Regions from separate parts of the Homo sapiens genome. Here all the other regions are linked to region 2. Evidence: chromatin loops called from intact Hi-C (ENCODE). Cell type or tissue: B cell. All regions are shown on one strand.

Region 1 (8,000 bases), 1.0 Mb before region 2:
CAATGTACTAATCCTGCTTATCCTTTAACATCAAGATCAAGCAAGTCTTACCCACCCCCGAAGCATTCTCAAACAAAATCCAGTATGAAATGTTATTGTCATGTTCTGAACTCCTGTAGTACTCATTAGACATGTAATCTCTTATTGTTACGGGTTGTTAACTCTACGCTCAAGCATGAGCATCAGATTCCTCCCACATGGCAAGTAAGTTCCTGAAAGACAGGGAACAAGGAATCTCCCGTTCCTCCCCAATGCCTAGACAGTAGTACTTTGCAAACGTTAGGCCCTTTATTATGAGCATTATGATGAGTAATAAAATGCAATAAAGGGTTGAATAACTATTACTGTAAAAATATAACAAATTTTTCATTTTCTACTTTGTTTTATCTAAATTAACATTCTATGGTATAAATAATGTATCTTTAAAATAATAAACAGTTGCTGATTCTCTTAACTGTCAAAAAACAAAATACTCATAAATAGGACTTTTAATGATTGCAATAATACAGTTCATCAATTACATTTTTTAATTCCCTATTATATCTATGTTCAAATAGTTTGGGATAGTTGAGGTAATAACCCTCCGAATGGGGTTCTCCATCTGAGTTCTAACCTAATATTTAAAGCTGCACATGCTTCCGTGTTGAAAATGTATTTCAAAGTAATATAAATCTAACAAAATCAAAATATCAAATCCTTAACTCTGCTTTGTTTTTCAAAGAACAGGACTGTTTAGGAAAGCAATAAAACAATACAAACAACAGTTGGTTTGTTTTGATCAAAATAACTAATTAATTTAAATGAAGACAAATCACTCTGACAATAGGTTGACCAACTTCTCTTTTTTCTCTGTGAAACTATTGAAAGTGTGGTTACAACATGGAATTTCAATATTTGAAAAACATTGTCTTGGCAGGCTTTTAGAGACATTTCAGTTTGCAATATTAAGGATACTGTCCTACTACTAAACCCAGTCACAGTTCTATAAAAGTACAGGTTGCTACTTTTAAGAGAAAACATTCATTTTATAAGCACCGTGACAGGCACTGTCCCAAGGCATCTTTAAGTTTCAAGTTACGTATCTGGAACATGTACCTGTTATAAAGCAAACAGAAAGAGAAACCAAGACAAATTATATTATAGCCTAGATTACCAGTATTTTAGGTCTTCCCTTAATAACCAGTTTTGAAGGAACCAGTGATAACTGACCCCCACCTAGGTGTCCTCTTATCCGTTTTCCCTAAGGCTGTTAATAAAACCAGCTTTACTTTAAACGTGTACACATTATTTTTAATAGTCCTTGAGGGGCAGAGAAGGGAGGATGTGTGTTACATTTCAATAGGAAGGTATTCAACTGTAAAGATTTCAGAAATGAAAGCTGTTGAAACCAAGTAGGTATTTTCTGACTTGTAAGTCCTACTGACTGCCTGAAAAGGTAAGAGGGGTGGAGAAGAGGACATAAAAACATTAAAGGGCAAAGAATCTGTAACTTCTAAGAAGTATTTTTTTCTACCTGTAAAAATATGAGTTTTTTTTTTACTTCATTTCATATTCCATGTCCCACGAGAGGAAGGGGAAGCATAATTGCTTCTAATTCTGAGGCAGGGAGAGGAGAGAGAGAGAGAGAGAAAGAGAGCAGTTCAGGATACACTAAAAGGAAACCCCAAGAAATTTCACAACTCTTTGCCATAAATAGCCTTTCTTCTCACTCTGGATACCTCCTCCTTTACATCAGCAAGGCTCAGCCTCCACGCACGCAGAAGCACCATTCACAAATCCCTCCGTCACCCTTACCCCTTGCTGGCACCGTGTGTACGAGTCCCTGGGACACAAGCCAAAAGTCGAAGGGGCCAGGGGGCCACATGCGGTTTCAGCTTACGGCTGACTTTCTGCTCAGGTGAACCAACCCACTGGTTAGTCCAGAGCGCGCGCGCGCGCGCACACACACACACACACACACACGCACACAACCTGGGGCCCTTGACGCTCCACCACAAAGCAAGTGGTTCAATCTAAGTCGCTGCCGTTACTGCTGCCTCTGGGCAGGGTCTTGCTTCCAATCCAGGAAACTGGCGCCAGAGGACAAGCAGGCGGAGGCAAGAGGTGGTCCCGGCCCCGCACTGCGGTTCCTCCGGGAGCCCCTGGCTCCCCGCCCCCTCCTCCCCTTCCCCCTCTTCGCCGCCGTCCCCGCCTCAGCACCCGCAGCCCGGGGCGCCAGCGCTGACCGGTCGCCTCTACCTGCGGGACGCGAGTGGCGAGGAAGGGGAGCGACCCGAAGCCTGCGCCAACTCTCGCCGCCTTGGCCAGCGCTCCGCATCGCCCTGGAGCGGCCGCCGCGGCCGCAGGCAGCAAACCACGCAGCAGCGTGGAGGAAATGGCCACGCGGCGCACTGGGAGTCGCGGGCCGGTGGTGAGCGAGCCCGCCCGCCTCCTTCCCACCCCGCCCGCAAGGCCAGGTCTCTGCGCCGAGCACGCCGGGCCTGGGCGCGCGCTGCTCGCAGGCGGCCCCGACACGGCGCGGTCACCTGCCGAGCGGTCATCCCCGCGTCCGCCTGCGGCCGGCCCCGCAAAGCGGCGACGCGACGCGCGACCCGCTGAGCGCTGAGGCACCAGGGGCGTTACTACCTTGAGGGCTCCGTGCGCTTGTTAAGGCTCCTCCCGGGCACTCAGGGATTTATGTCTTCGGGGCACGGGGGTGTCCTTCCTGGTCCCCCTCCTCTGCCCTCCCTCCCCTTCTCGGCTGTTGGGCTCCTCTCCACTCCCAGTTGCACAGAGTCCAGCTGCGTTATTTAATAATCCTCCTGCTCCTCCTGCCTGCGCCAGCGGAGCTGCTCTGCCCGAGCCACCGCTTCCCAGTCAGTCATGTTGAGACAGAGAGAGAGAGAGAGGAGAGGCGGATTGGCAGTAGGTCGGCGACTATTTGTGGTGAGGGAGAGAAGAGCAGAGCAAGAGGAGGGCAGGGGAGGGACGTGGGGAGGCGCTTCCAAGTGTGTGAGTGCGCGGAGTGTGACTGTGTGGGGAGCGCGAGATCCACCTCCCCGGCAGGCCGCGCTCCGGGGCTGTGAGGAGGGCGGGCCCAAGCGCGGCCTTTATACAAGGAGGAGTGTGGTGGGCTGGGCGGGGCGGCTTGGAGGGCGGTGCCCGGCCCACTGCGTCCGCCGGATTCCACGCACGCATCCTCTGGCATCGACGCGCGCACACCCACTGCTGGCCCGCTGCTGAGTTTTCATTTTAGGGGAAGCAGTATCCCACCGTGCTGACCTGGCCTTTTCCCCCAGTCCATCCTAGTGCTTATGTGGAGTTCAAGTGCATAGGCAGGTCAAGACTAAAGAATAGGGGAAGTCTGAAGAGACGTGAAGTGACTGCGGGGATGCTGGAAATAAATGCACTGTATTTCTCCTCTCCAAGGTTCCGATGTTATCTTTTTTCTCTTCCTCCTGTAAGGGAAGGAATTACCAGATTCTTTCGCCGCTTTTCCTTCTCACCCACACAATTCACATCCTGACAAGTGTCTTCATTCCTCAGTAACAAGAAAAGAAACCTAGCTTCTTTCCTTTAAGCAGGTCACACCTCCCAGGAACCATTTGCAGCAATCAATTCTGTAAGATAATGCAAGCACTGCGACTGTGTCCGAGAGTGGAACTTGTGTTCCTACAAGGAAGGCCCTACACAATACAGGCATTACAAGAGAATCAGCTCAATTTGACATCATTTGACTGATGGTCCCCTGGAGAAAATTTGCCAGTTTAGAAATCGAAAAGACTTTTGATGCATGGTTCTGTTGCCTACATAATTTATTTTCCCCTGATCCTCTCTCCCCTTGCACTGCCTCATTTCCTTTCAGGTTTACACTAAGTACTGAACTCTTTCCCATCCATCCCCTTCTTTATCTCCACTCCAGTATATTTATGCCTTTAGCAGGCAATACAGCAAATGTAGTGCATTTAATTCTGTGTGTGTGTGTGTGTGTGTGTGCGCGCGCGCATCTGTTTTTAACCCATTCTGGTAGAATGTAGGACCATTTCTAGGTAGAAAATGCATCCCCAATATTAAGTTTGTACGCCTAACATCACCTCCCTTACCTTCTGCCCAGATTACAAGATGTTGTGATCAGGTGCACTGAGGTATTGAGAAAAACTTCCAGAAATCAAGTGATCTACAGTTTTTTCAAGGTGTGTTTGTGTGTGCGCGTGCGCGTGCGCACGCTCTGTGTAATCTAACTGGCTATGATCTAACTTCTGAAATGTGGTTATATTGGGAATAAAAGCAAGATGTATTTTTTAAATGAATCTGAGTGGTCAATGTATATTACAGCATGGGGACAACTCTGCTTTTGGGAGACAATTATAGGAAACATTTTTCATAAATTAGACAAAAGGAAGATAAGATTTAGGAGGCTACGGAGGAGGCGGCAAGGTTGACAATTCAGTTGTCCTATCTTCTTCCATGGCTTGTGACCATCGTACATCTTTAGGGTTTTGTCATATGCTGGCACCTTATATATTCTCCACATATTTTACCCTTTCACATTGATGTTCCTGTCTCGTAATTCTTCAATCTCTCATACAGAGTTTAGCAAACATTAAAAATGATTTAAGCATGTGATCAAGACCTAACAAAGAAGTGATATTAAGGAGTGTGATAAAAACAAAGTGATATTGGAAAGGACAGCAAGTTGGGACAGGTGCGTGAATATATCAATAATATAAGTATATAGGCCATTAAAGCTTCTTTGATTAAGCACTGGAAAAATGAATGGACTAACAAAGCATATTGGGATTGATAGTGTGCCCTATGGGACAGCTATTATTATTTCCTCAATTTTACAGACCAAGAAAGTTAAATTTTGAAAGTGTGTGTAGATAACCTAAGATCATACAAAGAATAAATAATGTCAATGGAACTCAATCTGTCTTATTCTACTGTCCATATCATGTCCCATTCAGAAGGCCTGGCTTACTTAAAAATCTCAGGACTTTCCTTAGAGCTTTTGTTTATGAAATAAGCTGACCTACAATCCTTTGGCATTTTTCTTCTACCTCCCTCCTTCTTTTTACAATGCAAGAGCGATTTATGAAATGTTAATGTTTTTTAGGGCTGGTCAACAATTTAAAAAGTCTTAACATACTTGAACTCATAAATGGAAAAAGAAAACTTTCCTACACAGTCCTTTCTGAAAGAAACCTGGTGTCATTGTAAAACGAAATTTTGTAGAGGAGATATTACTGAACATTTGCATCTAGTGAATACATAGGTGGTTTGAGAGCCGTAAACAGACATTTTAAAAGGTTATGTCCTCCTAAAGGGATGATACTCAATCATATTCAGCAAGTTTGTGGTGTTTTCAGTGTCCTGGTTCTCTATTTAATTGTCATTAATAACAATAATTTGATTATGACTGTATATTGCATACTTCAAAATTATATATTAGACCAGATATTTCAAGGGCATTTTTGGTAACCACAAATGATAGTAATTTTTACACTCTCAGTTCCATTCATAATTACTGAGAACCATGAAAAGCTGTCAATTGCCTTTATTCATTACGGTATTACAGGAAGCCAACATTTCTTGCTTAATTTTCTGACAATTTTTCTTTCCAAATAAAGGCTAGAATTTATATGCACTAGACCAGAAAGACATGTGAAACATATAACTTAAAACATACTCCTGAAAAGTTTATTCATTTTAATGATTTTGTATTTTTGTTGAAAAAAATCTGCACTAGAAACCCCATTTATAAATTATAATGAACCACATTTTAGAAGTTAAGTAAATGAATTATTCTCTTTTAAGATTGTTTAATGTTTCAAGTAGAATTCCCCACTTTGCAACACTTTCAATGATACAATTTTTGTTGTGATAGGAAAACAGAAAAAGTTAATGACTCTTTCCAATTTGTTCATTTTAATCTCATGTATGCTTGCTGCTGTTTGGTTCCCAAGTGCATTTAACTGGCAAGTTCAATGAAGATTTGGCATTGCACCATTTGATGAAAGCAGAAAAATTAGGTTGCCAATTACATATGTGCCCCTTATGTGCACTGAATTCCCACTGAAGTGATGAGCCAAATTAGAAATTCCTCAGTAGTCATACCTAAAAAGTAAAATTATAGCCCAGGGAAGGAAAGGGAGATTTTTTTCCCCAACCCTATTACTAGTCTAAGACATTTTAGAAAGAGAATTAACTTTAATACATTTGTAAAACAATGTTTGTAGGTGGAGTGTCATTAAACATTTTTAAATTGCATTTCTTTTGTTCTTTCCAAGCTATTTTATGTTTCTTTGATTTACTTTATACTCTATCGTGATTAGCCAATCATTATGAAAAAATATATGAAGACCATTTCCCCTAGTTGTTTTAGCCTAATGGAATACAAAAATTCAAGAAAATATTACGCATATGTTATTAGCATTCTGGATTTCTTTCATATTACTAAGAAGTAAATTATCCTTCTGTGATGACTTTTGTAATATGAAAGTGGCATCATTAGTACCTTAGAGCGACAGGACTAGTTAATTGACATCAAGGCTAAAACTGGCACTTAGTTCAAGACAAGGACTGATGAGAAAGTGTGAGATAGGAGATGTGCAGATGGACTCAGCTGCAGTTCTAGGTCCAGAGAGCACAGAAAAACTCAATCTTAATGTAGAAAACTCTTAGCTGGGCAAGTTTCCAGGTAGACAAGGCACAGTAGACAAGACTTTAAATAAAATTATTCTTCAGATATCTGATAGTGGTGACTATACTTGGTAAATTGTCTTTTTGCTGTGGAAATTCTGCCCAGTGGCAGGACAGCAAGATCTATTCATGTGGAAATCTAGGCAGAAGCTAAACTCAGGTGACTGGGTCAAAGCACTCACTGCATGAGCTGTCTTTGGTCTGGAAACTCCACAAGACACCTAGGATTCATGCTGTAGGACATACTTGGGAGCAAGACTATAAAGGTGAATGTAAGCCACTATCCTTGTATCTTGGCTATCATGTCCCGGATTTACCAAATGATGTAATTCTAAGCCCATTTTGTGGGCTAAGAGGATGGATAATAGAGGACATGGAGAGGCATCTCTTACCCAGCAACTGAAGTAATCTTGAATTTCCAGGAAGACTACCCAGTTTAGGGAGCTGAAAAAATTTCGAATAGTGTATAGATTTGTCAAAATAAAAATGATTTCCATTTTACATAACGCCATGAGCCCAGAATTTCACAATATAAGAGTAGCTTTATATAAATGACAAAAACTAGGAAATGCATTTTTCACATTTAAGTGGTGAAATGTAGTGAAAGGAGGCAAGAGCTAACATTAATGTTCTCTGAATTTAAGCCTCTCTGTTTATTAAGGGAGGAAAACTGAGTTAAAATAATGTTTATTAACATAAAACAAAAAATTTTGTAAACAGATTCACCATTAGAAACTTTTATATCATTTTCACATCTTTGTTTCTCTTTATTTTTTTAATTAATTAATTGTTTTTTTGGAAACAGAGTCTCACCATGTTGCCCAGGCTGGTCTCGAACTCCTGGGCTCAAGGGATCCTCCACACTCAGCCTCCCAAAGTGCTGGGATTAAAGGCATGAGCCACTTTTCTATTTCCAAATATAACTAATGAGGTCTTTGGGAAAATAACTTTAGGATTTCATGCTTTCACATGGAATACTTTTTTATGTTTGAATACAGTAGTTCTCTTTTATCCTTGGGGGATATGTTCAAAGACTCCCAGTGAATGTCTGAAACCATAGATAATATCACACACATACACACACACACGGAATAAAAACATTTATATATACACATACATACACACACACATATATATTTGTGTGTGTGTGTGTGTGTGCGTGTGCGCTCTGATAACCAAGAGGGCTACTAAATGACTAACAAGCAGGTAGTATGTACAGCTGGCTATGCTGGACAAAGGGATGACTCACGTCCCGGCGTATGGAGTGGGAAGGACTGAGATTTTATCACATTACTCAAAATGGCACACAATTTAAAACT
Region 2 (8,000 bases):
ACCTGACAGCTTGAGTCACTGCTCCGAGAGTCGAACCACTGATCAATATTCTCAATGTCAACATGTTCACATTCTTCTGTGTTCTGTAAAACTGTTGCTAAATTAGCTGCTAAAATGGCTCCTTCATCAATGTTCATACCTGAATTCTCTTCATTGCCAGGGAAAAGTTTTTTCCATGCTTTGGTTATGGTACTTGATTTTACCATGTTCCAAGCTCTTGACACTTCATAAATTGCATCCAACACTGTCAAGTTCTTCCAAAATATTTTTGGGTCATTTCCTTCATCCATGTATTTCTGGAGAAGTCCTGCTCGATAGTATCTTTTTACAGTGGCTAGAACTCCCTGGCTCATTGGTTGAATCAGACTTGTGACATTTGGTGGCAAATACTTCACAATTATTCTGCCATCATCTGAACTCAACATTTCTTCATTTGGACGTGCTGGGGGGAAATCTAAAAGAAGCACTGCTTTTTCTAAAAGTCCCTTGGATTTCAAATGCTTCTGTACCTGTGGCACAAAGTACTTTTCAAACCACTGTCTGAAAACAGACTGTTCTATCCATGCACCTTTTTGACTGTAATATGTCACAGGAAGGTTTGAAAGGTCAGTGCCTTTGAATGCTCGGGGCTTTTTGGCCTTCCCCACAACACAAAGATTAAGTTTGTGTAAACCTGTGGCATTTGCGCAACACATAATGATGATTCTCTCTCTGCTTGACCTACACCCAGAAGTACTTTGGTCAGTTTCAAGAGTTAATGTCCTTGATGGTAGACATTTCCAAAACAATCCAGTTTGATCAGCACCATAAATTTGCTCTGGTTGTAGATTCTCTTTTTCAACAAATTCCTGAAAGCTACCACAAAATTCTCTGGCAGCAGTTTCATCTCCTTTTAATTTTGTTCCTTTACCAGCAGCCTTTGGAATACCATGGCGCTGCTTAAATCGAGTTAGCCAGCCTGACGATGCATTAAAATCACCTTCCATTCCCAAAGCATCAAAAAAGAACTTGGCTTGTTTTGCACAAATCGTTCCGGACACTGGAATCCCATCTGTTTTCTGTTGGTTAAACCACTCTATCATAACTCTATCAAGCTCCTCGTATGTTGATGACTTCATAGATTTACGTTTGGATACTCCACTGGTAGGATCTGAACTGTTTGCATAGTTTATAATCCTTTCTTTGTTCTTTTTAATATCACGAACTGTGGATTCACCAATTCCGTACACCACGGAAAGTTTTTTGAAAGAGATGCCTTCCTCAAGTTTCTTAATAATGTCAAGCTTGTCCTTAATTGTCAACACCACACGCTTACGTTTCCCCAACATTTTAAGTGTCTAATATTTTAGGTGATTACTAGAACAAGATAATTAACAACTAAGATTTGAATACAAAGCAACTAGAAAATGAGTTCGTAAGATTCCTCCTCTCACTTCTAGGGCCTAGATGGATAGTGACCAATTTCCTGACAAGGTCTACGTGAATCTACTTGCTATTTTAAAACTTACAAACTTCCTACAACAAAGCCTAGCGCCAATTAACTCTTATCTTCTATCTTTCTTCCTCCTCAGGGTTCAGGGTCTTTCATGAAGTGCAATCACACTAGAGGCTAGAAACTGTACTGGTAAGGCTTCTAAAACAGTACTATTGCATACTCAATTCTTGCCATCCTTGCAGGTAATGTTCTTTGCCAGAATAGCCACTAAATCTCAGGTGGAAGTATTTTAGGAAATGTGCTAGGGAGTAAACAGTTTAAGTCAAGAGAGGACTTGCAAACTTGACATACAGGAAAATACAATGGGAAAACTCACCCTCTGACTATGTGGTCTTTGTCAAGCAGTGGATTGTATGGAATGCTGTCTCTCTAGGCACGGACTCTGCTATAGGTTGCGCAAGTGAGTGCTTGTGGAAATCATACGCAAGAGAAGATGACCCGGACAGAAGTGAACAGTGCAAATAAGGTGAAAGTGGAACAGGCAGAAAACTCTACTTTAAAAGCGACTTAAACCTACTAGATTTGGCAGCTGGAAAGGAGGATAGTGGACATGTGATGTCACATTACTAAAGAAAGCATCAAAAAAACTGCATCGGTGGAAATGAGGACCCAAGGTAGAGGCTATGGGGTGGCAGGCTCGGTGAAGATGATGTTACAATAATCCTGGTGAAAGACGATCCTCGATGGACCAACAGAAGCAGTTCCTGTGGGGGCTGTAGAGATACTCGGAGGCTCCGAAACCTAAAGGAAAATACCAAAAACATTTTCTTTCAATTCAACATCAGGATCTGTGGCATTATCCACATTTATCCTGCAACTATGTTGAGAAAATTAACGCCTCCTATCAATGTGATAGCTAAATACGACAAATAATGCTTTCAGGCATAATCTGGGGTGACAGAGAGAGGGACCTGAAGAGCCTACCTCCTGAAATTAAGAGGTCAGGGAGAAGCCGTGTTAGCGAGGGCCTCTCCCCGCTGGGCGAGCTTCAGAGCGCGGGACGTCTTTCCTCCCGCGGAGGGAGCCCGGATTCCGCCTGGACGCCGGCGACCAGGATGTCACTGCTGCAGCCAGCCAGCCAGCGGGCGGCCGCTTGGCACAGGGAACGCCAGTCCGCCGGCCCCGGGCATCGCCCTGGGACCGCCTGCGCGGCGCCCAGACCACACTAAGCGCAAATGGAGTCTCCTGAGGCAGGCTGGCACTGGTGGCCCGGCAGCGGCGAGGGACGAGCGGAGAGGGACGAGCGTCGCCGCCGGAGCCGGAAGGCGGGGGATTAGAGAGCACGCGCGCGCCCCCGCAGAACGTTGTGCCGGCGAGGGGGCGGGGCCTGCGCGGGTGAGCGCACGCGGCCCGGGGGAGGGGACTCCGGCGAGCGGGCGGGAGGGGCGGGGGCCCGGCAGGGGTGCGTCTCTAGGCGCTGCGTGGGTTCCACTCACCGCCTGGCCGTTTCGGGGCCGCAGTGCCTCCCTGGCCGGCAGGGGGAGGCACACGCTCGCCTTGTCCTGGCGCTTTTCCCAGTGGCCCGGCTCTGCCGACGAGGCTCTTTTCTCCCTAGGGGGAAATTTTAAAATCTCACCCCCCCAGTGCTGGGGGGAAAGCGGAGGATCCTCGCGTGCCGGGAGCGGGCTGCGAATGGGGCAGGGCGAGCGCACGTGGGGCGTGTTTACAAACAGCAGCCGCGCCGCCTTGCGGAGGCGGTCCAGGTGTCGGAGCCCAGAGTCAGCGCGCGTGGAAAGTGCTAGCCCGAGCGAGGATCATGAGGCACGGTAGGAGCCGGCGGACGTGGGTTCCGGGCAGGAGCTGGGGCGTTCGCTCGGCAACACCCAGCCGGACAAGCCCAGGGTGCCGAGGCGCGGCGGGCTGCGGTAGAGCCGAGTGTCGGGTCAGCGCTCCCCGGTGCTGATGCTCCGAAACTCGTCACAGTCGCTGTAGAGACGGACCCTTTGCAAAATCGACAGCACCTGGGAGACCCTTGAGCCAGTGGGAGGCGTCGTGGTAAATTTCCTGCCGTGCCTCGACGCCCGGGGCTTCTCAAGTGGAATCGGGGAATTGCGCTTTGACTGATACTCCCTTTATTTGTTTCCAACGGAGACATCTGCGGAAGGGTCACCGCCTTCCTGGAGGAGAGAGTGGTGCACCTCCACCTTGCACCACCTGTTTCCTGGGAAACGCGGTCAGGCTGCCTTCCTTTCCGTCTTGTGTGTGCGTGTCAGTTTGAAAAATTGGAAATTCTTCAGTGAATTATCTCTTCCATATGAACATAAATGTAACCTTTTCGTTAACACAAAGTAACATAGTAATTCGTCATTTCTTTGACAAGGCCATATACTGTTTCTGGAATTTCAGAAACTTGGAGATGGAAATCAAAGCGAGCATACTGTAGAAAACAGATGTTGATTCTAAGCCTTCTGTTTGACTCCGCCGCCAAAACTGCTCAATTGCCTTTCTCAACATAGCAGCCTTCCACTATCTGGCATGACAGAAATTCTTTGATCTAGTTATGTTGTGAGGTTGTAAGTGGCTTTTGGAGAATACCTGCTTTTAGACCTCCCCTCTTCCCTGCCTTCCATTTGGCTTCCAACAAGCCAGTCCCTTTCTGGAAGTCCTGGTTGCCTGTTTTGGGTACATTATAACTTACTTCATGGTAGTTTTATATAACTTTACAAAATATTCTTATTTTCCCTGATACCTGTGAAGAGCGTGAAAGACTGCTAGAACAGCACTTTACCGACTGCCACCCATGTGGAAATGAGGCAGCCTGTAACCAGATGTCAGCCGCCTGCCTTTCCGCCTCTCCCCCGAGTCTGCTGGAGTAGCTGTGTCCCAGGATATTTAAATACAAAGGAATCCTGCCTCTTACTCTTCCTCTCTTTTCCACAGTATCTCTAGGATTTAATTTTCTTCCAGATACCATTTGCATTTTTCTCTGTTCCTCCTGGATTCTCCAGTTTGCTGTTTTATGTCTTATAGCTGTTCCCTTTTTATCACCTTGTGTAAGTTCAAATCTGGATACAGCCCACATTTCTAGATTTTCTCAAAACACCGCTTGACTCAAGGCAATTGTATTTAGTAGACTTTTACTAAGATTTTACTCAAGGCAATTGTGTCTTTACACAAAACAGTTTTATTGGGCAAACTTTCTCCTTTTGTTGGGGGAAGGGGTGGCTAGTTGTGGCAGACATATTACAGCACAAGGGGGAGAGGACTTAGAATGTTAAGAATATGTATATATACACACATATATATATAATAAGAATATATGTATGTGTATGTATGTGTATTTTTGAGACAGGGCTTCTCTCTGTTGCCCAGGCTAGAGTGCAGTGGTACGACCATGGCTTGGGCTCACTGCAGCCTCAACCACCTAGGCTCAAGCAGTCCTTCTGCCTCAGCCTCCCGAGTAGCTGAGACTGTAGGCTACAGGTGCGTGCCATCATGCCCAGGTAATTTTTGTATTTTTTGTAGAGATGAGGTCTTGCTATGTTGCCAGAGCTGATCTCAAACCCCTGGGCTCAAGTCATCCTCCCACCTTAGCCTTCCAAAGTGCTGGGATTACAGGCATGTGCCATCCTGCCTGGCCAATAATAGATTCTTAAGGTGGTGAAACTACTCTGTACAACTGTAATGGTGGGCACATGTCATTAAACATTTGTTCAGATGCACGGAATGTACAACACCAAGAGTGAACCCTAATGGAAACTATGGACTCTGTGATAAAAATGTTTCAAGGCAGGTTCATCAATTGTAACTGATGTTCCACTCTGGTGGGCAATATTGATAATAGGGAGGTTATGGATGTGTGGGGGCAGGGAGTATGTGGGAAATCTCCCTATCTTCTGTGGAATTTTAGAACCTAAAACCATTCTAAAAAATAAAGCCTATTTCTTAAAAATGTAGGTTCAAAAAAAAATGAGAATGTTGGGTGCCTAAGGCAAAGTTGCCTTACTCTTTCTCATGTACTATATGCTCAACACAGCACACACCAAGCAGTTCTCCACTGGACACAGCTGGGTATCCTATAATTCATTTCAATTCTGATACCATCTGCCTGGAGTGTCCCCCCAACTTCAAATTCCAATTCCAAGTAGTAGGTTGTTGTCAGGTTCCAAGCCCAGCTGGGGTCTGAGGGGAGTTGGTGGACGGGTGGTGGGTAGTTGAAAGGACACTTGGGGGACCATAAGCAGTTGAGATACAGCTTTATTCTCTCTCTCTCTCTCTCTCTCTCTCTCTCTCTCTCTCTCTCTCTCTCTCTCTGTGTCAGCCTTTGTTTTGGCCACCTGCTCCAACTGCGGCCTCTCAGCGCTGGCTCCACCGCTCCTGCCACCCCCACGCCTGTAGCTGAGTTCCCCATTGTGCTTGCCGCTTCCTGACTCCCCTCCCAGCCACCTGCAAGGTGGCCCAGCTCTCTCTTACAGAGTCAGCAGTCCAGTTATATTGCTCACAGACAATAGTGGCTCAAAGCCAGTTGATGAGCCCACCCATAATGTGGTTACATAACTGTGATTATGTAATGCACAGGATTGTGCACCTGCGCTCCAGTCCCACTGTGTCATGCAGCACTAGATGTTTGCCTCCGCCAACTCTTGTCTGCAGTGCAGCTATTTCCCTTACACTCCATCCCCTAGGCCAAGGGAGTCCTCTTAGTGGAGAAATGTGTCCATAGGGCAGCACCCTGGACCTATAGGCCACAGCAGCAGTACATATGTGCCCTGGAGGAGGATTCCTTCCTTGGCCATTCCCCTACAAATGGTCAATCACAGAGGCTGTATTAGTCTGTTTTCATGCTGCTGATAAAGACATACCCGAGACTGGGAAGAAAAAGAGGTTTAATTGGACTTACGGTTCCACATGGCTGGTGAAGCCTCAGAATCATGGTAGGAGGTGAAAGGCACTTCTTACATAGGTGGCAGCAAGAGAAAATGGGGAAGAAGCAAAAGCAGAAACCCCTGATAAGCCCATCTCATGAGACTTACTCACTATTATGAGAATAGCACAGGAAAGACTGGCCCCCATGATACAATTACCTCTCCTTGGGTTCCTCCCACAACACATGGGAATTCTGAGAGATACAATTCAAGTTGAGATTTGGGTGGGGACACAGCCAAACCATATCAGAGGCCATACATTAAATTCCCAAGCCCTCCCTCCAGGGGGCTACGATGGCCATCCATCTGCAATGGGTGGCTTGGAGGGTCCATGGCCAAAACCAGGTTTTTGTTCCCCTACCTTTAGGGACATTGAGGCAGGCAACAACAAATTACCACTTGTCACCATAACTGGTTGGAGGAGGTCATCCTTTCTCCCATAGGTCTTGCCACATGGCCCCGCCCCAAATGGTCCGGTGACCAGCTAGCCAATTCTGTAACTTCCAGGTAGTTAACCACAAGGTTAAGCCTTAATAAACTGCTCAGCTATCAGTGCAGATTATCATAGGTGTCACCTTTTTGGTGATCACCATTCACATTGTCCTGAGTTTGGCCCACTGACTACTTTGTCTACACCCGGTATCAAACCATATGGTGTCAGTACTAAGCTGAACCGCACACAACAGTGGTCCAGGCAGCAGTAGCACCCCAGTTGGGTCCATCCATATATCATGCCCCATGGGGGATGGGGTGGGGTGCCCCTCTTTAAACAGTGATGGCTCAGGGTTTAGGGGTACCTCAGGCTGACCCATAGCCCTATATTGCATCAGGAACACAGGTCCCAAGACTTCTTGCAGTTCTGCTAATAAGGGGCTTGTACTCAGAGGACTCCGCTGTTCTAAGTAGACACCCCACTTTGCTAAAGTGGATGTCTGTGCCATCCCAGTCCCGGGAGTCATTACCCATGAACATATCCACCCCACTATTGGGTAAGTCATCTGCATGATGACTGTAGTCCGTCCCATCACACTCTCATAAGCCTGAAGGGCGGCATATGCAGCTGCTAACTGCTTCTCTATCAACGAATACTGGAGCTCAGCTCCCTTCCAAAGTTGGAACCAAAAGCCTCCTGGCATTCTAAAGCAGTCCATGTGCTGACATAGGCCCCAGCCAGAATCATCTGTGGTCACATGCACATCAAGTTCAAATGGGCACCCCTGGTTAATCACTTCTAGGGCCTACACTTGCTGCTGAATAGCCTGCTTGGCTGCCAGAAAGGCTGTCTCAACCTCCTTATCCCAATCCCGGGTAGCCCCCTTTTTTGTCAACCGGTACAACAGTTTTATCATCTGAGCCAAATGGGGCACAAATGCCCACCAGTACCCCAGGAGGCCCATAAAAGTCTGCAGCTGCCTTACAGTGGTGGGCCAGGGATATGCCTGGATTTTGTCTATGACGGCCTCTGATATGGCTTTCGTCTTACCCAACCAGATAGGTAACTCTTAAGAATTGGCAGTCAATCCAGGCCCTGGGATCTGGGATTCATTGACGGCCCAACCGCATGCTGCCAACTGTTGCAAGAGAGGTGCTGCCACTTCTAAATCTGCAAGAGAATCAGAGGTTAGCATAATATCATCTAT
Region 3 (8,000 bases), 590 kb after region 2:
GCAACCACCGTGATAATGGAGACCACGATGACAAGCACATTGCCCGGCATGAGGGAGGGGAGCTTATGGAAGAGCACTCCCAAACTGTTGTGGATCAGCGGGTACATCCCCATAACTGCAGCAGCCACAGAACCAAAAGAGCAAGTTGGGCTGTGCGTGGTAGCTCACGCCTGTAATCCCAGGACTTTGGGAGGCTGAGGCGGGAGGATCACTTGAGCCCAGGAGTTCAAGACCAGCCTGGGCAACATAGTGAGACCCTGACTTTACAAAAAAAATTTTAGAAATTAGCCAGGTGTGGTGGTGCATGTGTGTGCCTATGGTCCCAGCTACTCAGGAAGCTGAGGTGGGAGGATTGTTTGAGCTCAGAAGGTGAAGGCTGCAGTCAGCTATGATGGAGCCACTGCACTCCAGCCTGGGAGATAGAGCAAGATCCTGTCTCAAAAAAAAAAAAAAGAAAGAAAGAGAGAAAGTGAGAGAGAGTAAGAAAGAAAGAAAGAAAAGAAAGAAAGACAGGACATACTTCCATAATTTCAAGCTACTTGTGCCCATGCTGGGATATTCTGGTCCTTTTGCAGGCACTAGTCCTCAGCCCTTCAGACAGAATTTGTGATTATCCTTCAGATGGCCAAAACAAGGCTGGTAACATTCATGTCTAGAGTTATTTCAAAACTCCTTTGATGTTTGAAACTAGCATTACTACTTTACTATTGAGGATAATTTTTTAATATGTTTATTGACCAACTGTATTTTCTTTTTTGCGAATTTTTCTTTTCAAATATTTTGTCCATTTATCTATTGGAAACTTGATTTTAATAAACTCATCATTAAAATTTATTAATAGGACTTTTATGATTTTTGTTTTTAAAATAAATGTTGGGCTGGGCACAGTGGCTTATGCCTGTAATCCTAGCACTTTGGGAGGCCAAGGTGGGTGGACTGCTTGAGCTCAGGAGTTCCAGACCAGCCTGGGCAACATGAAACACCATCTCTACAAAAAATACAAAAATTAGCTGGGTGTGGTGGCATGCACCTGTATTCCCAGCTACCTGGAGGCTGACATGCCAGGATTGCTTGAGTCTGGGAGGTCAAGGCTGCAGTGAGTCACGACTGCACCACTGTACTCCAGCCTGGATGACACAGAGAGAATCTGTCTCAAGAAAATAAAATAAAAATAAAAAATAAGTGTTGTCAAACTAAGAAACAATTGGCAAAATGAAAGTAAGTCTTTGTAATCACAGAAAGAAAAGATCAAGCAGAGATAAATGTTAGTTCAAATACTAAATGATGCCATCTAGTGGAAAATTTATTTTGACTCATTTCTTTGGATTGCAGGTTCACAAATTTCAATGCCCCCAAATTTGGAATTGACAGGCTCTGTTAAAATACATAGTCCAGCCCCTCTTCTGCCTAGAGATTTCTAACTTCATGTGTGTGATAATCCAAGAATTGTGTTTCAATAGTATCCATATTGGAAATTAGAAAAATTCCATTTCAGTTAAAAAGAGTGTCCCAGAAGTACCTTGTGCTTTCCCTTTCCATCAGAATGTTTACTAGTTTCACCATAATAAATAATTTTATTGCTAAACATTCTTTAAATGTGTTAGCCCCTGTGCTGTTTTACTTGAATTGTTTTATTTAGTCTGTTCAAACACTGTAAGTTACATACTATTATTATTGTATTTCACAAGTGAGAAGGTTGAGGGTGAGAACTTAAGTAGCTTCTCCAAGATCACACAGCTATATTGTATCTGAGCCCAGAAACCATCAGGTTATTGTGCACAGGCCTATGTGACACGAAAGGTCAGTCATGTGAATAGTGAAAAGGGACTAACTTTTAAAAGACCAGTTCCAGTCCCATGATCCTATCCTATCATCTACATTTAGCTTAGTATACTACAGGCAGAAATGAATTGTATTTCTTCATTACTAAGGGCTATTTAGGGACATATTGCTTTGATATGTTGCAACTTAATACACACATGGTGATAGTCATACATTCATATGTTCCTTAAATATTGGTTGTTGATTTCTGGTGTTATAAATTTGAGGATGTTTTCAATACTTTGCTGTTACTCTCTATTCTTCCCCTAAATAAAGTAAACTGAACTGCCTCAAACCCTCTATGTGGAGGCAAACTGAAACTAATTTATTTATAACTGGTTAGAAAACCCAGTTGATAGAGATCTGTCAGCCAAGCTAGCTGAGGCTTAAGCATGGGTGCCTTCCCCTACCCAACAAGCGCCAAGGGTTGGGCCCACTCAGCGCTTGCAGAAGTCAAGCGCTGTTTCTCCTTAAGCAGAAACTTATCTTTCCTACAGCTCACCCCTTCCCTTGAGCCCAAAGTATCAACTGACTTCAACTGAAAAATTAATTCCTGCTACTGCCCTAGTCGGAAATAGTGTGAAGGTGACATAGGAACTTTACAGTAGTTTCCCTTGAGGGTATGTCCCGATAACTGCCCTATTCTCTAGTCCGTTAGTAACTCTAATAACGGAAAGTTATGACTGTGAAAGATTGCTTTGTGAGGGAAGGAAGGTGAGGCAACCAGAGACTTTCATTATCTCTTAAATATCTATCCAGTAGAAGTGTTTCCTTTTTGGTATCCTATAAACTACATTAACCTTAGAAAATCTTCTGAGCATTAGTGAACAAAGAACATCAAAAAATAAACTGTTTTTTTTAAAAAAAACAGGATGGCCCAAAAAACAAACAAAAAATTAGGATGAACATATAAACATTTGTCAGTTTATTTTTACATTGGAGTGGAAGAGAAATTTGAAAATATAAACATATTTTTGGATTCTGTACTTCCAGCTCCAGGAACTCAAAGTGTGAAATGATAATGCCCAGTGATGCAAAAAAAAAGTTCAGGTTGATATTCAGCAGAACGGAGGGAAAAAATGGATGACTAATGAGAATCTTTGAGTCTTCGGACATGGAAAAACTAGATGAACTAAAAATAAAAATAGACAACATTAATGGAGCATTAATTTGTGCCAGGCACTTTTCTAAATGTTCTTCGAATGCACAATCACATTTATGCCCTACCTACAAGGTAGGTACAATTATTAGTCTTATACAGATAAGGAAAATGAGCAGTTAAGTCATTTGCCAAAGTCATCCAGCTACTAATTGTGGACAGGGAACCAAGCTGTCAGGCCCCAGAGCCCAAGTTCCCATCTACTACACTGTAAGAAAGAGATCTAACATGGTCACTTTCTTGGAGAGTGGGAAGCAAACCTGGGATACAAATTCACTGAATGGATCACCCACTCATTGAATGGATCTTTAACAGGCAGATCACATCTGCCTGTTACACAGCTATTTAGGCCCCTTGCGGCCTCCAAGCTCATTTATAGAAGTAAATTAGCTGTGCTTTATTACGCAAATACTTCACAATGACTGGGTCTCAGGCAGGAAGAATTTATATATTTTGGAGGGTCAGAGGCCTAGGCCCTTCCTTCCAGGTTCTCACTTTTTTTAATGAGAGAGAAAAAAGCCAAACAAGGTTACAGAAACTAATGGTATAGTAAAGATGTACATGAAACAAATGAGCGCTTTCAATACATCCATGACAATACATTCGGTACAATACATAACAGTGTGTTTGAAACTTCACTTGGAGGTAACCACGTAGGTCCAAGCCTAACTCCCTACAACTCTGAGGCCTGGCCACTGGCTTCCTAGCATCCTTGGACAGGCCCCGGTGAAAACCCAGACACCTTGACTTAAACACTGGTTTAGTTTGTAGTCTGGTAAGGCGGCGGGGCACTCACCAGAGGCCTCTGCCCTGGGGCTGTCCTCCGGACTATAGATGACGCCCGTGGGAAAAGCAGTCGGAGCAGAAGCACCCTCGGAACCAAAGCGCCCGCCCCGCCTACTCCTCGGCAGCGTTTCCTGGAGGACCAGGGGGCGGGGCCTGCCCGGCTGGCCTGGACGAACGGGAAGCCGGGAGCTCGGCCACGGGTGGCGAGGCTGCGGTGAGGCCTGGTCTCCGGCTGCCAGACCATGCTGAGTGGAGCACGCTGCAGGCTCGCCTCAGCGCTGCGGGGAACGCGCGCGCCGCCGTCCGCGGTCGCCCGTAGGTGCCTGCACGCGTCGGGGTCGCGGCCTTTGGCCGACCGGGGCAAGAAGACTGAGGAGCCGCCCCGCGACTTCGATCCGGCGCTGCTGGAGTTCCTGGTGTGCCCGCTCTCCAAGAAGCCGCTCAGGTAACTCGCTGGCCTTGGCCCTTCCTTTGCAGCCTCCCGGTGGGCGGAAAGGGAGCGGTGGACCGCGGCCTCTTGCAGCCACTGGGGCCTTGTAGGTCGGTCAGGTACTCTCCGCTGCCACATTCTGGACTCTGTCCTCGCCGGGCGCACAGCGGGCAGGACGGGGGAGACCGGAGGCCAGGGGAGCTGCGTCCCACATCTCCCAGAACGCAACGCCAGCCTGCGGGAATGGCTCGAAGCGTTTTAGGGTTCGCGACCGGCTGCGCATTGCAATCACCCGGGGACCGTTTTAAAAATGCCGATTCCCCGACAGCCCCCAAGACGGGCAGACTTGGAATGCTCGCGGGATGGGACCTGAACATTTGTATTTTCTTTTCCTTTTTTTTTTTCCTTTTAAGAGACAGGGTGCCCCCTACGTTGCCCAGACTGGCCTAGAACTCCCGCCTCAGCCTCCTCAGGAGTCGAGAGACAGGCGCCGCCCCCACGCCCAGCTTATCTGTGTTCTTAAACGGTCCCTAAATGATTTCTAATGTACCACCAGGTTTATGAACCACTGCGATTCAGGACAAGTCCGAAGCCTTCCGGTTTTTAAGCCAAGATAATGAAAAGTATTGTTGTACCCTCCAGATTCTTGTGAAAGTGTCTTGTACAACTGGTGCCTGACAATCTTAAGCAATTCAGCTGTGTTTGCTGCCCAGTGGCTCTTAGTTGTGGCCTAGCAGGTTTCGTAGAAGCCTCTTTAACTAGTTTTTGGGAAGACAGCTCTACAGTTTCCAAGCTACCAAAATTGAATATTGACAACACTAACGCTAGTATTACAAATCGCATAAACACCAAAATGTTATCAGTGGTTATCTTTGAATGGTAGATTGCTAGCAATTTTTCGTATTTCTTTTTCCCGTAATAAACATATTATTCAATTTTCTCGAACCTTGAAATTATCATTTGATTTACGTTTATAACTAGCTCACTGCAGACTTAGTGCTTTCGAAAGTTTCTTCATTTCTGCCCTCTCACCTTTTCCAGTGATTTCCTTCTAATGGATTAGTTAAGTTTCTCTACTTAGCATTTATTCTAAAATGAAGAAGTTGATTTTTCTCTAGTGTTTATTCCAGTAGTAAATTAACAGGGATGGTTTGGGGGTTGACCAAAGTAATGAAGGAATATTTGGATAAGAGAGGGGGATCTTTTCTGACTAGTATGAAAAAAAATTAAGGAATAACTTGTGAATAAGGTGAAAAAGAGAATATGAGAGAAACTACTAAAATGGGAATAATTATAGATTGTAAGAGAATTTTTCTAAGATAAAAGGTTGAATTGGCTATTGTTGCTTTTAGAATTAAAGAAGACTATTCTGGGATTAACTCCGTACCAAAAATTGGATAAATGGTGGTATTTGTTGAAAATCAGGCTCTTCAAGCATTTTATTTTCCCACAACTCATTTTGTTCTTTTTTTTTCCACCTCAGATATGAAGCATCAACAAACGAATTGATTAATGAAGAGTTGGGAATAGCTTATCCAATCATTGATGGGATCCCTAATATGATACCACAGGCAGCTAGGATGACACGTCAAAGTAAGAAGCAAGAAGAAGTGGAGCAGCGCTAGTTCATAATTTAAAAAAATTAAAAAAACGCAACAGCCAACTTTTCTTAATACCATATACCTTTTAAAACACAGTGGCAGGTAATAAGTGGAAGAGAAGAATGTTTCTGTCTCTTCCTACGTTGACTGTTCTTATTCCACTGGTTTCTTTAGCAGGACTGTTCTACTCAGCCTCTGTGGAAGAAAACTTCCCACAGGGCTGCACTAGCACAGCCAGCCTTTGCTTTTACAGCCTGCTCTTGCCTATTACCATACCAGTGTATGTATTCTTCCACCTTTGGACTTGGATGGGTATTAAACTCTTCAGGCATAATTGATGCAACTAGAGTCAATATGCTGTATATATTAATGATAGCTCTTGGGCATCGATCTCTGAAAGCTCAAATGGATGGAATTTAGTTTGCGGGAAAGAGGCTTTGCTTTGCGCATATCAGGCTTAGGACTGTGGGAGGCTTAAGTTGCAGATGCTTCTTTTATTGTACTCTTGTTCTGCCCTTGTTTTTTGAAGGCTCTGACTTATAACTGCTGTATCAGAAGAAACATTTTGACAGTGTCTTGGTTGGAGATGAACATCCCTAATTGACATGTGATGACTATTTCTTATTCCATTCATCTAAGAGTCATTGAAATTTTGTTTTGCTTGTTTGTTTAGCTTCAAGGTCTTTGGTAAAGTCACATGTTAAGGATGACTGAAATAATTCCAAAGGAGTGATGTTGGAATAGTCCCTCTAAGGGAGAGAAATGCATTTGAACGAATGTGATATAAAACCACATAATCAAATAGAAACTTCATGTACTTACAAAAACTGAGTTTGTAAAATTACCTTCATTTCTTTGACATTAAATGCTTATATTAGCAATAAACATGTTGACACTTTCCTATAAAAAATAAACCAGTTTGCAGTAGTCGTTTGTTTGTTTGGTCACAGAAGTGTTAATGATACTAAGGGAAGTTGTAAAACTGCACTAAATGTAGTTGTGTTTAGAGAGGTACTTAATACCCAAAACAGAATCATTTCCTGGGAAAGTGAGGGGTGGGAAGACTTGCAAGTAGTGGATTGTACCCTGTTGAGCTTAGAGCCATATTTGAGCCACATTTCAGTTTATTTTCCCAGGATGCCGAATAACACCACTAAGGGCATGAGCATTGACACGTTAATGGCCCCTGATTTTCTAGAACTTTCAACAAGACTAATCAAGCATAGTACAATACTTCTGAAATATAGTGTGTTTCAGTAGTTAACCCAAAGAAACCTAAGAACTGAATACAAACTTTATTTTTATTGGAATCTTATGTTAACAGAAACCTTAAACAGTGATTCTTCTGCATCAAAAAATTAAAACATGTTAGATGTGTTTTCTTTTGAATTCAAGGTATACTGTAGTACAAACAACATGTTAAAATTACCCTATGGCAACATACAGATAACCTGAAAGACTACAGGTTCCCAGGTATTTCCTGAAGAGTTGTTCTTTTCAATTAACCCTAAATCTCACACTTAACCAAGTCAGGGAAAAGGAAACAATTCTGAAAAACAAGTACATACTATATCTCAAGAAGTCAATTTCAATTTCAGCATTTGGAAGTTGAGTGTTTTACTATTTCAGGAAACACTGACAAGAATGCCCTGGGGGGGTTTAGTATTTAACACCATCCCCTCACTAATAGAATTTATTTAGCAATCAGTTGTTACAGTATAAACATATACCAGGTACAATTATAAACACAGTGCTGTGTCTTCAATCGTATAACCCTAAAGAGTAGGTAATATTGGCACCATTTTACAGATAAGGAAACAAGCACAGAGAGATTAAGTGACTTACCCAAGGTAACATAGCTAATAATTGGATGGAAATGTAAACCATCTAGCCATCTGGCTTCAGTCTTAACTACCAAGCCATGTGCCACTTTATTTTGGGCTATTTGGTCCTTTCTATTTACAAGAAAAACAGAGAAATCAAAATGCTTAGTTTCTAATTCTTATTCAAGATTGGACTAGGTGACCACCCAATCCCCTCCTTTTTTTTTTTTTGAGACAGGGTCTTACTCTGTTGCCCAGGCTGGAGTGCAGTGGCATGGTACGATCATGGCTCACGGCAGCCTCCACCTCCTGAGTTCAAGTGATTCTCCCACCTCAGCCTCCCAAGTAGCTGGGACTACAGTCATGTGCCACCATGCCTG

The links. Peaks named below come from ENCODE experiments on the same cell type or tissue, not always from the same donor. Only the 100,000 strongest peaks of a DNase experiment are listed, where the experiment ranks them.
Region 1: it touches region 2 in a loop (19-fold over the local background); 2 of 110 quality-filtered maps call a loop at or near these places.
Region 3: a loop joins it to region 2, with 24 times the contacts of the local background. A loop is called at or near these places in 15 of 110 quality-filtered maps.

What each region holds. Positions count from the first base shown.
Region 1 is chr4:90,122,457-90,130,456 of GRCh38, reverse strand. It overlaps CCSER1 (coiled-coil serine rich protein 1), which reads right to left and starts at 3,063. Exons shown (of 11, transcript NM_001145065.2): 1 at 2,626-3,063. RefSeq lists silencers at 1,946-2,195, 2,306-2,505. In B cell, no CTCF peak of the experiment used is centred here; DNase peaks (open chromatin) are centred at 1,186, 1,856, 2,406 and 3,056; H3K4me3 peaks cover 3,200 bases; H3K27ac peaks cover 2,530 bases.
Region 2 is chr4:89,106,303-89,114,302 of GRCh38, reverse strand. It overlaps TIGD2 (tigger transposable element derived 2), which reads right to left and starts at 2,770. Exons shown (of 2, transcript NM_145715.3): 1 at 2,420-2,770; 2 at 1-2,236. The coding sequence starts at 1,328. RefSeq lists a silencer at 2,513-2,962 and enhancers at 3,043-3,122, 3,153-3,262. In B cell, CTCF peaks have their summits at 2,849 and 3,049; a DNase peak (open chromatin) is centred at 2,962; H3K4me3 peaks cover 2,010 bases; H3K27ac peaks cover 1,256 bases; H3K27me3 peaks cover 419 bases.
Region 3 is chr4:88,519,709-88,527,708 of GRCh38, reverse strand. PYURF (PIGY upstream open reading frame) reads left to right here and starts at 3,933. Exons shown (of 2, transcript NM_032906.5): 1 at 3,933-4,211; 2 at 5,680-6,711. The coding sequence starts at 4,009. The coding sequence ends at 5,821. It overlaps PIGY (phosphatidylinositol glycan anchor biosynthesis class Y), which reads left to right and starts at 3,933. Exons shown (of 2, transcript NM_001042616.3): 1 at 3,933-4,211; 2 at 5,680-6,711. The coding sequence starts at 5,920. The coding sequence ends at 6,135. PIGY-DT (PIGY divergent transcript) reads right to left here and starts at 3,899. Exons shown (of 2, transcript NR_134663.1): 1 at 3,777-3,899; 2 at 2,718-2,944. It also overlaps a transcript of HERC3 not described here and the pseudogene LOC100129137. RefSeq lists an enhancer at 4,576-4,635. In B cell, CTCF peaks have their summits at 1,085 and 1,285 (motif pointing left); DNase peaks (open chromatin) are centred at 1,288, 3,938 and 4,748; H3K4me3 peaks cover 2,031 bases; H3K27ac peaks cover 2,107 bases.